Linked DNA regions of Homo sapiens: region 2 is linked to region 1. A link is an interaction called in ENCODE POLR2A ChIA-PET data of the cell type or tissue named here. Cell type or tissue: GM12878. All regions are shown on one strand. Links, peaks and the distances in the headings refer to the core of each region. The heading gives the core; the rest is flanking DNA. Region 1 overlaps TULP4 (TUB like protein 4). Region 2 has its middle 46 kb from the start of GTF2H5.

The links. Peaks named below come from ENCODE experiments on the same cell type or tissue, not always from the same donor. Only the 100,000 strongest peaks of a DNase experiment are listed, where the experiment ranks them.
Region 2: POLR2A ChIA-PET joins it to region 1 with 7 read pairs; 4 of 35 experiments call an interaction of 5 or more read pairs at or near these places.

What each region holds. Positions count from the first base shown.
Region 1 is chr6:158,386,564-158,391,951 of GRCh38, reverse strand. The region is part of intron 1 of TULP4 (TUB like protein 4); the gene reads right to left. Among named protein-coding and RNA genes, the nearest start is that of SNORA116, 66 kb to the right of the region's middle. In GM12878, for the core only: no CTCF peak of the experiment used is centred there; a DNase peak (open chromatin) is centred at 3,020.
Region 2 is chr6:158,211,598-158,216,985 of GRCh38, reverse strand. No RefSeq gene overlaps it. Among named protein-coding and RNA genes, the nearest start is that of GTF2H5, 46 kb to the right of the region's middle. In GM12878, for the core only: a CTCF peak has its summit at 2,644 (motif pointing left); a DNase peak (open chromatin) is centred at 2,616.

The DNA.
Region 1 (5,388 bases), core at 206-5,205:
ATTTACTAAGTGCCTGCCACATTCCAGGCACTAAGAAAAAAGAAGTGAGCAAAGCAGAAAAGACCAGCTCTGGTGTGGCTTCCTTACATCTCAGAGGAAAGCATGCTTAGCCACTAGAGGTAACATTAGGTGGCTCTCCATAAGTAAAATGAATGACAATAACAACACAAAGTTATTGTAAGATATAACAGCCATATCTGATGCTAGCAAAGACATGATAAAACTTCTGTCTTCAAATACAGCAGTAAGCAAACAGGTGGCATGTACCAAAGTAGCCCGTCCCTATTCACAATTCATTCTCCTTAATTGAGGGATTCCATGTTTATGACACTAGGTATGAAACGTCATTTGAAAGCCCCTGCCACTCAGACTGCCCAGTCTATTTTAAATTTTGTCTTAGTGAAAAATGTCACTGCTAAGAGAAAAATACTTTAAAAATTAGTCACCAACTTTGCCTTTGTAGGTTTGAATTCACTAAGAGCACCCTCATACACTACAGTTGACAATAAACCATGGTTAACAATGAACTGGCCTAAGTCATGGCTCCCTGCCTTTGCCCTGGGTGACACGATGCACTCTACACATACAATTATTAAAACAAAAGACAAGAACAGCTAATGACTTTGCTATATACAATGGCTGGTTATTCAGTTTTTCAAGATACACACATGCTACTCCACTTCATAAAGTATTTCCTTATGGCTTTTATTTGAAATTTTACAAAAGGAAATAAATAACACCCATCCCTTACCTGCCCCCCAAACACTACACTGTATAAGAAAGAAATCCTTATGACATTAAAGTTGTGTCATTCGACTATTATTTCAAATGTTTTCATTTTATTTCTTCATTTTCATCTTATTATTATTATTTTTTAGAGTTGGAGTCTCACTCTGTTGCCCAGGCTGAAGTGCAGTGGCAATCATAGCTCAGTGCAGCCTCAAACCCTTGGGCTCAAGCAATTCTCCCGCCTCAGCCTTCCAGACTACAGGTTCAGACCCCCACATCTAATTTTTTTACTTTTTATAGAGACAGAGTCTTACTATGCTGTCCAGGCTGGCCTCAAGCTATGCTCCCACCTTGGCGGCCCAAAGTGTTGGGATTACAGGCGTGAGCCACTGTGCCTGGCCTTTATTCCTATTTTAAAACAAACATAGGGCCCATGCAAAATAAGCAAATATGTTCATTGAGTAAAATTCTTTGTTCTTGAGACTTCAATTTCCATGACACCACTGAAGAGTGCTTTTCTCCTTCACGTCATATGACTCTTCAATTATTTGGTACACAGGCTTCGTTCGATCTTAGCATTGTTCACTCCTTTTCCTGTTGTGATTTGCTTGTCCTATCTGTTGAGCAAAGTAATAACTTCCTTATCTAGGAGACTCTTGTATGGACCACGCTCTATAAATGGCCTCTGAAAATACTTCTAGTTACAAATTGGAATCCAGTTTTTCTTTTTTAATTCGAAGATGCTAACAAATCACTAAAAACAAAACGTTGTAAATATCTATCAATATATGGCTGAATAATTAAATAATGATATATCCATTCATCTGAATAACACTCTTTTTCTTTTTTTTTTTTAAGATCTGCAAAGAAAGTAGTTCGCATACAATTAGGTAGAGGTAAAAAAGCAAGCTACAGACCAGATATACTATGATTCAGTTTCATTTTTTTAAAAAGCTGGATACATTTATGTACATAATTGTGTTTTCTGCCCATTTTTATATGTGCAAAATAGTTCATAGAGAATACCAAACTGTTAATGGTTGATTCTTTGGATACTAGAGAAGTTATATCATTTTATATACTTTTTTATCCTTTGACTTTCTCACTGTGCACATAAATGACTTACGTAATTTAAATTTTTTTTTTTTTTTTGAGACGGAGTCTCACTCTGTCGTCCAGGCTGGAGTGCAGTGGTGCAATCTCAGCTCACTGCAACCTCCGCCTCCTGGCAGGAGAATCACTTGAACCCACACCCGGCTAACTTTTATATTTTTAGTAGAGATAGGGTTTCACCATGTTAGCCAGGCTGGTCTTGAACTCCTGACCTCAGGTGATCCACCCGCCATCAAATAAAACTACCTAGCATAACTGCTGGCTCATATGACATAAATTTGATTAACCAGGCTTTACTTTACAATAGATATTCTAACCTCAAACCAAAGGGTCTCTCTGCAAATGATGTCTGGGAGGAATGACTGGGCCAAGTCCACAATGAGAACACAGGAGCTGTGTCAAAAGCCCTCTTTGCCAGCTCAAAGGAAAAAGGCACACCACATGATTCATATGCCCTTTCACAGCATTTTGCAATAAATTAATTAAAACCTTAGAAAAAAATTGTACAAAATCCTGAAATCCACTTCTATTGATCTCCACATCAAAATACAAATTTTAAACGTATATGATTAAAAAAAAAGTATGCTGTCTCACTTTTGTCTCAGGGAAAAGTTGCCTTTTATGAATTCTTGTTTGTTTGTTTGTTTTGAGAGAGAGAGAGAAAGTCTTACTCTGTCACCCAGGATGTGGAGTGCAGTGATGCAATCTCGGCTCACTGCAACATCCACCTCCCAGGCTCAAGCAGTCCTACCACTTCAGCCTCCCAAGTAGCTGGGAACATAAGGTGCATACCACCATGCCTGGCTAATTTTTGTATTTTTTGTAGAGAAGGGGTTTCACCCATGTTTCCCAGGGTGGTCTCAAACTCCTGAGCTTAAGCAATCCATCTGCCTCAGCCTCCCAAAGTGCTGGGATTACAGGCATGAGCCACCATACCTGGTGCCTTTTATAAATTTTGTGATAAAATTAAATCCTTTGCCTATCAAGATACTTTAAGCAAAAACATATACCTGGCAAAATTATGAAACTGTTGTTTATTCTGGTTTGTAGTTCCACTATAAATCAGTACACCACATCACATTGAGTTGGGACAGTCATTTTCAAAACTCAGACAAGGAATCAGAGAGAAATGAAACCTCGACAGACTAACAACAGTAAATCACTGTGTCCACCATGGCAGCTACCCGTGGTGGGAGGTGCCACCTCTGCTGTCACCACAGAGTGCTTCTGCAGAACCCAGGGACACACTGGGATCCACTCTGGTCTGTGTCATATCCTTCTTTTGTGAGATTTCAATTATGCCACTAATTGGCCATAATTTAAGGTTAACTTACTTTGATGTCTTCAAAAAGTTATATTTTTAAACAGTAAGTTTATTTTTCAAGTGATTTGTTAAACAATAATATAACTATACCTGTGCAGGATACCTATGATGCAGGCATTTTTTTTTTTTTTTCCATTAGAAAATGAGCAGATTATTAGGCCGGGCACGGTGGCTCACGCCTGTAATCCCAGCACTTTGGGAGGCCAAAGCAGGTGGATCACGAGGTCAGGAGATCAAGACCATCCTGGCTAACACGGTGAAACCCCATCTCTACTAAAACTACAAAAAATTAGCCGGGCGTTGTGATGGGCGCCTCTAGTCTCAGCTACTCAGGAAGCTGAGGCAGGAGAATGGTGTGAACCCGGGAGGTGGAGCTTGCAGTGTGTTGAGATCACCCCACTGCACTCCAGCCTGGGCGACAGAGTGAGACTCCGTCTCAAAAAAAAAAAAAAAAAAAAAAAAAGAAAAACGAGCAGATTATTTTTCTTTAAACAATGTATGTAAGTTCAATTTTATTACCAATCTTCTATAGAAACAAAATTACATGGTTAATTATTTGCTAGTTAAGCATAGAAATTACTTTCTTGTGCTATATGAATTAGAGCCTGGCAATCTGCTAAAATAAAAATAAAATAGAAAAAGATGAGATTACTCTGGCTAAACCATTTTAGATACTTGAATCTCTTAAAGCACACTTCTCTCTCAGTAACTATGTTAATATGTACTAAATAAGACAGTAGAACTGATTAGCTGTTCTACTGTCTTATTTGCAATTAGAATTCACTTGTTGGAGAAGTCTGAGTTACACTTACTTTCACAAATATGAATTTAGCTATGAAAACTAAGTTAAATTTGCAAAGACTCATTGAAGGCAAGTCACTAAAAAGGTTTCACTTGAATTAAGAGAGGAAATGTAAAAAATTAGAGATAATAATCTTAAGAGGCAGTGCACACTACTTAGCTTCCATTTCCAGGTGGCTTTAGAGTCTTGCTCATCAGAAACAGTTGTAACCATTTAAATTGTACACAAAAACTTGACACAGCTGAATTGCATAATGTGAATTAGCTTTAAGTTAAGAAAAAAAAGAAGCCACAATGTATGTGTGTGTGCACGCACATGCAAAAAAAGACAACCTGAAATCCCATGAGAACCTTTAGTAAAATATTGGCAGTGTCATGTTTTACAGCAAGTAGAACATGCCTTGGATGATGGAAAACACACCATGGTATCCATGAAGTCAGCATAAGAAAAAACTATTTACTGATCAGGCTGCTACTTAAATTATGCTTTAAGTTAAAGTAAAACGTATAAGGTGTTTATGCATTATTTTAAAATGATTTCCTATTATAATCAATTTTTCTTCCTTTTTTTTAGATTAATCAGCCACTGTACAGTCCCAATTTCCTCAAATTAGGACATTTATTACAGCATGTTGTGTTGCAGAACGTCATGAAATTTTAAGATAGATATACGGGACTGACAGATCGTCATCTAATACTTAAGGCCTCTACCAGTTTGGATGTTCCTGACCAGCAGGGGTCTCAAGTTTAGATCTGCACTTTGACATTAATACAAGAAGCTTGTATTGAGAGCTTTAATTGACAGATCTATAAAAACAGCCATCACACTTACAGTGCTGCTGTGGTCCCTGGGCCACAGCTTCTCTTTTCTGAGGACTGGGGAGCAGCACTGTGGGCCCACACACTTACCCACTCTCTCAACTGCATGGTATGCAGTTTCCCCCCCAATTTTATCATCTATTTTTATGTTTTTTCATTTTTACTACTTTATCCTAATTTTTCTCACCTGTTCATTTCTGTCAATCGCTTTGACAGAAATAAACAGAAAATATACTAATTCTCTGACAATTTTCAAAGTTCTAGAAACAGCTAACACTGTGTACTAGATAGACATTCTAACAACTTCCCAGGCATGAATTCATTCAGTTCTCACAATTACCTTATGAGATAGAAGCTATTATTGTCCCCATTTTACAAATAGAGAAAACAGAGAGGTTTAGTAACTTAGCTAAAGTTGTTCAGCTAGCAAGTGGTAAAGTCATATTTCTAATCCAGGCAGTCTGTTTTATGCCTCTGTACTTAAACACTATGGTATACTGCCTTTCTAGTTAAGGAAAATCTGATCTGAATTCTGTGACTATATTAAATTACAGTCAAGGAATTAAAGAGTCTTTCTTACATATAACAGTTACAATTATAAC
Region 2 (5,388 bases), core at 195-5,194, 170 kb after region 1:
AGCTGGCAGTGAGCTGAGATCGAGCCACTGCACTCCAGCCTGGGCGACAGAGTGAGACTCCATCTCAAAAGAAAAAAAGAAAAAAAAAAATAGCCGGGTATGGTGACACGCGCCTGTAATCCCAGTACTCGGGAGGCTGAGAGGCACGAGAATTGCTTGTACCCGGGAGGCGGAGGTTGCAGTGAGCCGAGATCGCACCATTGCACTCCAGCCTGGGCAACACGAGTGAAACTCTGTCTCAAAAACAAAACAAAACAAACAAACAAAAAAGAACAAAACAAAAATTAGCCGGGCATGGTGGCACGTGCCTGTGATCCCAGCTACTCGGGAGGATGAGGCAGGAGAGTCACTTGAACCCAGGAGGCGGAGGGTGCGGTGGGATCGTGCCAGTGCACCCCAGCCTGGGCAACAGAGCGAGACTCCTTCTGAAATAATAATAATAATAATGATAATAATAATAATAGTTGTCTTAGAAATGATTCTATTTTAGAAAAAATTATCTATCTATCTATCTATCTATCTATCTATCTATCTATCTATCTATCTAATATATATTTAACCTAAATAGTACATACTTTCTCCCAACCTTTCTGTATCTCCAGAGCAATAGAAGAGATGTAGTGGAATCGACTAGTTGCCTAGCAACCTGAAATTAGTGAGACATCTCCCCTTTCATTGATTTGATTTTAAATCATGCTTTTCTTTCTTTCTTTTTTTTTTTTTGAGACAGAGTCTCGCTCTGTTGCCCAGGCTGGAGTGCAGTGGCGCGATCTCGGCTCACTGCAAGCTCCGCCTCCCGGGTTCACGCCATTCTCCTGCCTCAGCCTCCTGAGTAGCTGGGACTACAGGCGCCCGCCACCACGCCCGGCTAATTTTTTGTATTTTTAGTAGAGATGGGGTTTCACCGTGTTAGTCAGGATAGTCTCAATCTCCTGACCTCATGATCTGTCCGCCTCAGCCTCCCAAAGTGCTGGGATTACAGGCGGGAGCCACAGCGCCTGGCCTAAATCATGCTTTTCAAGGGCGACTATGAAATAAATGACAAACATGTAAAAGCTCGGGATGCCAGCATGGTACAATGAGATTCAGGAACAAGCTACATATGTGGTCCACATGTTAGGATATTGTGGTTTATTTGGAAAATAATTTTAGTCCAGAATCCTCTTTTTCCTGTAATGATTAAAATTATTTAAAATTATTTTTGCTAATGGGGATCTCCAGAGTGTCTGTGTAGCTTTTTATATATACCATGTAATAAAATGCTGCTACAAACTCTATATAACCATATATATATACACTATAGCTATATATATAGTTGTACAGGTTCTTTATAGACTTTTTTATATGGAAACATAAGGGTAAATTTGAAGTCTGAGGCCAAGAAAGCCTCGTAAACTTTTTTACATGGGTGGCATAAAAAGAAGAGAGGCTGGGTGCAGTGGCTCAAGCCTGTAATTTCAGCACTTTGGGAGGCCAAGGTGGGCAGATCACGAGGTCAAGAGATTGAGACCATCCTGGCCAACATGCTGAAACCCTGTCTCTACTAAAAATACAAAAATTAGCTGGGCGTGGTGGTGCACACCTGTAGTCCCAGCTACTCAGGAGGCTGAGGCAGGAGAATCACTTGAACCCGGGAGGTGGAGGTTGCAGTGAGCCGAGATGGCGCCACTGCACTCCAGCCTGGGTGACAGAGTGAGACTCCAGCCTGGGTGACAGATTGAGACTCCATCTAAAAAAAAATAAAAATAAAAATAAAAATAAATAGAAGAGAAACATATAAAGAGACTGTAACCTCCAAATATAGAAGTTTATAAGTTAGGAATTCATACTTTTTTTTTTTTTTTTTGAGATGGAGTTTCACTCTTGTTGCCCAGGCTGGAGTGCAATGGCGTGATCTTGGCTCCCGGGTTCAACCTCCACCTCCCGGTTCAAGCGATTTTCCTGCCTCAGCCTCCCAAGTAACTGGGATTACAGGCATGCGCCACCACACCCGGCTTATTTTGTATTTTTAGTTAGAGACAGGGTTTCTCCATGTGGGTCAGGCTGGTCTCGAACTCTTGACTTCAGGTGATCTGCCCTCCTCGGCCTCCCGAAGTGCTGGGATTAGAGGCATGAGCCACCACGCCCGGCCCAGCAATTTATACTTTTTTTTTTTTTTTTACCAATACAACATGAATGCATTATTTCTCTAGTGGAAATTAAGTCTGAAATCTGAAACAAATTCATTTATTCCAATGTACTGCTTCTAAGGGAAAAAGATAGATAGATAGATAGATGATAGATAGATAGATAGATAGATAGATAGATAGATAGATAGATAGATAGTTTGTAGCAGCATTTTATTTCCTTATTGCCCTACCATGACACAGAGAGCTAAGTAAGGACAAATTCTAGAGACATGGAAGGTCTGGCTCCCCCAGGGACCTTATCGATGTTTTTGTTTTGTTTTGTTTTGTTTTGTTTTGTTTTTTTGAGACAGAGTCTCACTATGTTGCCCAGGCTGGAGCAGTGGCTATTCATTGTGCCCTACAGCCTTGAACTGCTGGGCTGAAGCTATCCTCCCACTCTAGCCGCCCAAGTAGCTGAGACTGCAGGCGGGCTGGGCTCTGTGTCTGTGCTTTTAAACTCTTGCTGAGAGCTCCTCCTACTGGAATAACGCATTCAGTACCATGTCATATCAGACTGCATCACGATTCAAAATTTTAATACATGTAACACAGTGTTGCAGACTCACTACACCACAAATTCCTTCTTTGTGGCAGGGAAAAGATTTCACATTAACTGCTGATTTTTAAAAAATGCTTATCACCTCTTCCATTTACCTTATAATTGATCTGTACATTGAGATTTGGCTTAACATTTACATAGGGCTTATGACCTGCCTAGTACTATTCTAAGTGTTTAAATATAACTATTCACTTGATCCTTACAACAACCATGTAAAGGAGGTACTGCTAATCTTCGTTTCACAGGTGAGAAAGTGAGATACAGAAACGAAGTATTTTAAAAACTTGCCCAATGTCACACAGCTGGTAAATGACAGACTCAGAATTTGAGCCAAGGCAGTCTGACTCCAGACTCCAGTGCTCCTAATCACAGGTTATGCTGTCACAACTTGGAGTAACCAAAAAATGTCACCATATGTATTGAACACATTCTGAAGTGTTAAGAGTCAACGATGTCAAGATGATCTTTTAAAGTAGCTTTTGTTGTTGTTATTGAGATATAATTAACATATAATAAAATGAACAAAACTTAAGTGTTTAGTTGAATGAGTTTCACAAATGTATCCATGTGTGCAAACACCACCCACAATAAGAAATAGTTTATTTCCACCAATTTTGGAAGTTGCTCTATTACAATCAAACCTCACCCCTCTCCCTGCACCCCCACCTCTGAACACTACAGTTCTAATTTCCATCACCATAAATTATTCTTGTCTGTTTCTCGACTTCATATGAATTATACAATATGTATTCTTTTGTATCTGGCTTTGCTTTCTCACTATAATTTTTTTTTTTTTTTTTGAGGCAGAGTCTTGCTCTGTCGCCCAGGCTGGAGTGCAGTGGTGCAATCTCGGCTCACTGCAAGCTCCACCTCCCGGGTTCACACCATTCTCCTGCCTCAGCCTCCCGAGTAGCTGGGACTACAGGCGCCCGCCACCGCCCGGCTAATTTTTTGTATTTTTAGTAGAGACAAGGTTTCACCATGTTAGCTAGGATGGTCTCGATTTCTTGACCTCGTGATCTGCCCACCTCGGCCTCCTAAAGTGCTGGGATTACAGGCGTGAGCCACTGTGCCTGGCCTCACTATAATGTTTTTGATATGCATCCATGTGTTAATTCAACTTATTGAATTTGCTTCTGCAATTTGCATATTTGCTTCTGCAATTCCTCTGTTGATGGACTTTTTTTTTTTTTCTTGAGATGGAGACTCACTCTGTCGCCCAGGCTGGAGTGCAGTGGCGCAATTTCAGCTCGCTGCAACCTCCACCTCACGGGTACAAGCAATTCTCCTGTCTCAGCCTCCTGAGTAGCTGGGACTACAGGTGCCCGCCACCACGTGGTCTCGAACTCCTGACATCAGGTGATCCACCTGCCTTGGCCTCCCAAAGTGCTGGGATTGCAGGTGTGAGCCACTGCGCCCAGCCGATGGATGTTTAAGATGCTGCTAGTTTTTCGCTATTATGAATAATGCTGCCATGAACTTTATTGTACAGGTTCTTTGTAGACTTTTTAATTTTTAATTTTTTTTTTTTTGAGACAGGGTCTCTGTTGCAAAAACTGGGGTACAGTAGCATGGTCTCAGCTCACTGCAGCCTCAGCCTCCCGGGCTCAAGCAATCCTCCCGTCTCAGCCCCACAAGTAGCTGGGATTATAGGTGCACACCAACATACCCAGCTAATTTTTTTTTTTTTTTTTGTAGACAGGGTCTTACCATTTTGCCCAGGCTGGTCTTGAACTCCTGAGCTCAAGGGATCCACCCACCTCGGCCTCCCAAAGTGCTAGGGTTACAGGTGTGAGCCACCATGCCCAGCCAACATGTGTTTTCATTTCTCCTGAGGTGATACCTAGGAGAGGAATTGTTGGGCCATGGAATAGATGATCATTTAACTTTATAAAAACTGTCAGGCCAGGTGCAGAGGCTCACGCTTGTAATCCCAGCACTTTGGGAGGCAGAGGCGGGTGGATTATGAGGTCAGGAGTTCGAGACCAGCCTGGCCAACACAGGGAAACTCCGTCTCTACTAAAAATACAAAAATTAGCTAGGCGTGGTGGCAGGCGCCTGTAATCCCAGCTATGCGGGAGGCTGAGGCAGGAGAATCGCTTGAACCCAGGAGGTGAAGGTTGCAGTGAGCTGAGATCGCACCACTGCACTCCAGCCTAAGCAACAGAGCTAGACTCCGTCTCAAAAAAAAAAAAAAAAAAAAAAAAGAACAGTCAAATAGCTCTCCAAAGTGGATGCACCACTTCACACAACCAGCAATGTGTGAGTCCCAGCTGCGCCACATCCTCCTCAACACTGGGTACTGTCAGTCTTTTTGCTTTCAGCCATTCCAGCCAGTGTAAAATGGAATTGCATTGTGATTTTAACTTGGATTTCTCTAATGATGTTGAGCAACATTTTACATACTGTTTGGCCATGTGAATATTTTCTTTTGTTGAATGTTGTTAAATCTTGTTAAATGATGAAGTCTGTTGGTCATTTTATAATTTTTGTTTTGGTTTTTGCTCATTTTAGAATTTGAATTGACTTTTTGCTGATTCATGGAGTACTTCATACTCTGAATATGAGTCATTTATCAGATATACATATTGAAAATATTTTTCCTAATCTGTGGCTTCAGTTTTTTAAAATGGTATCTACTGATTAGAAGAAATGTTAGCC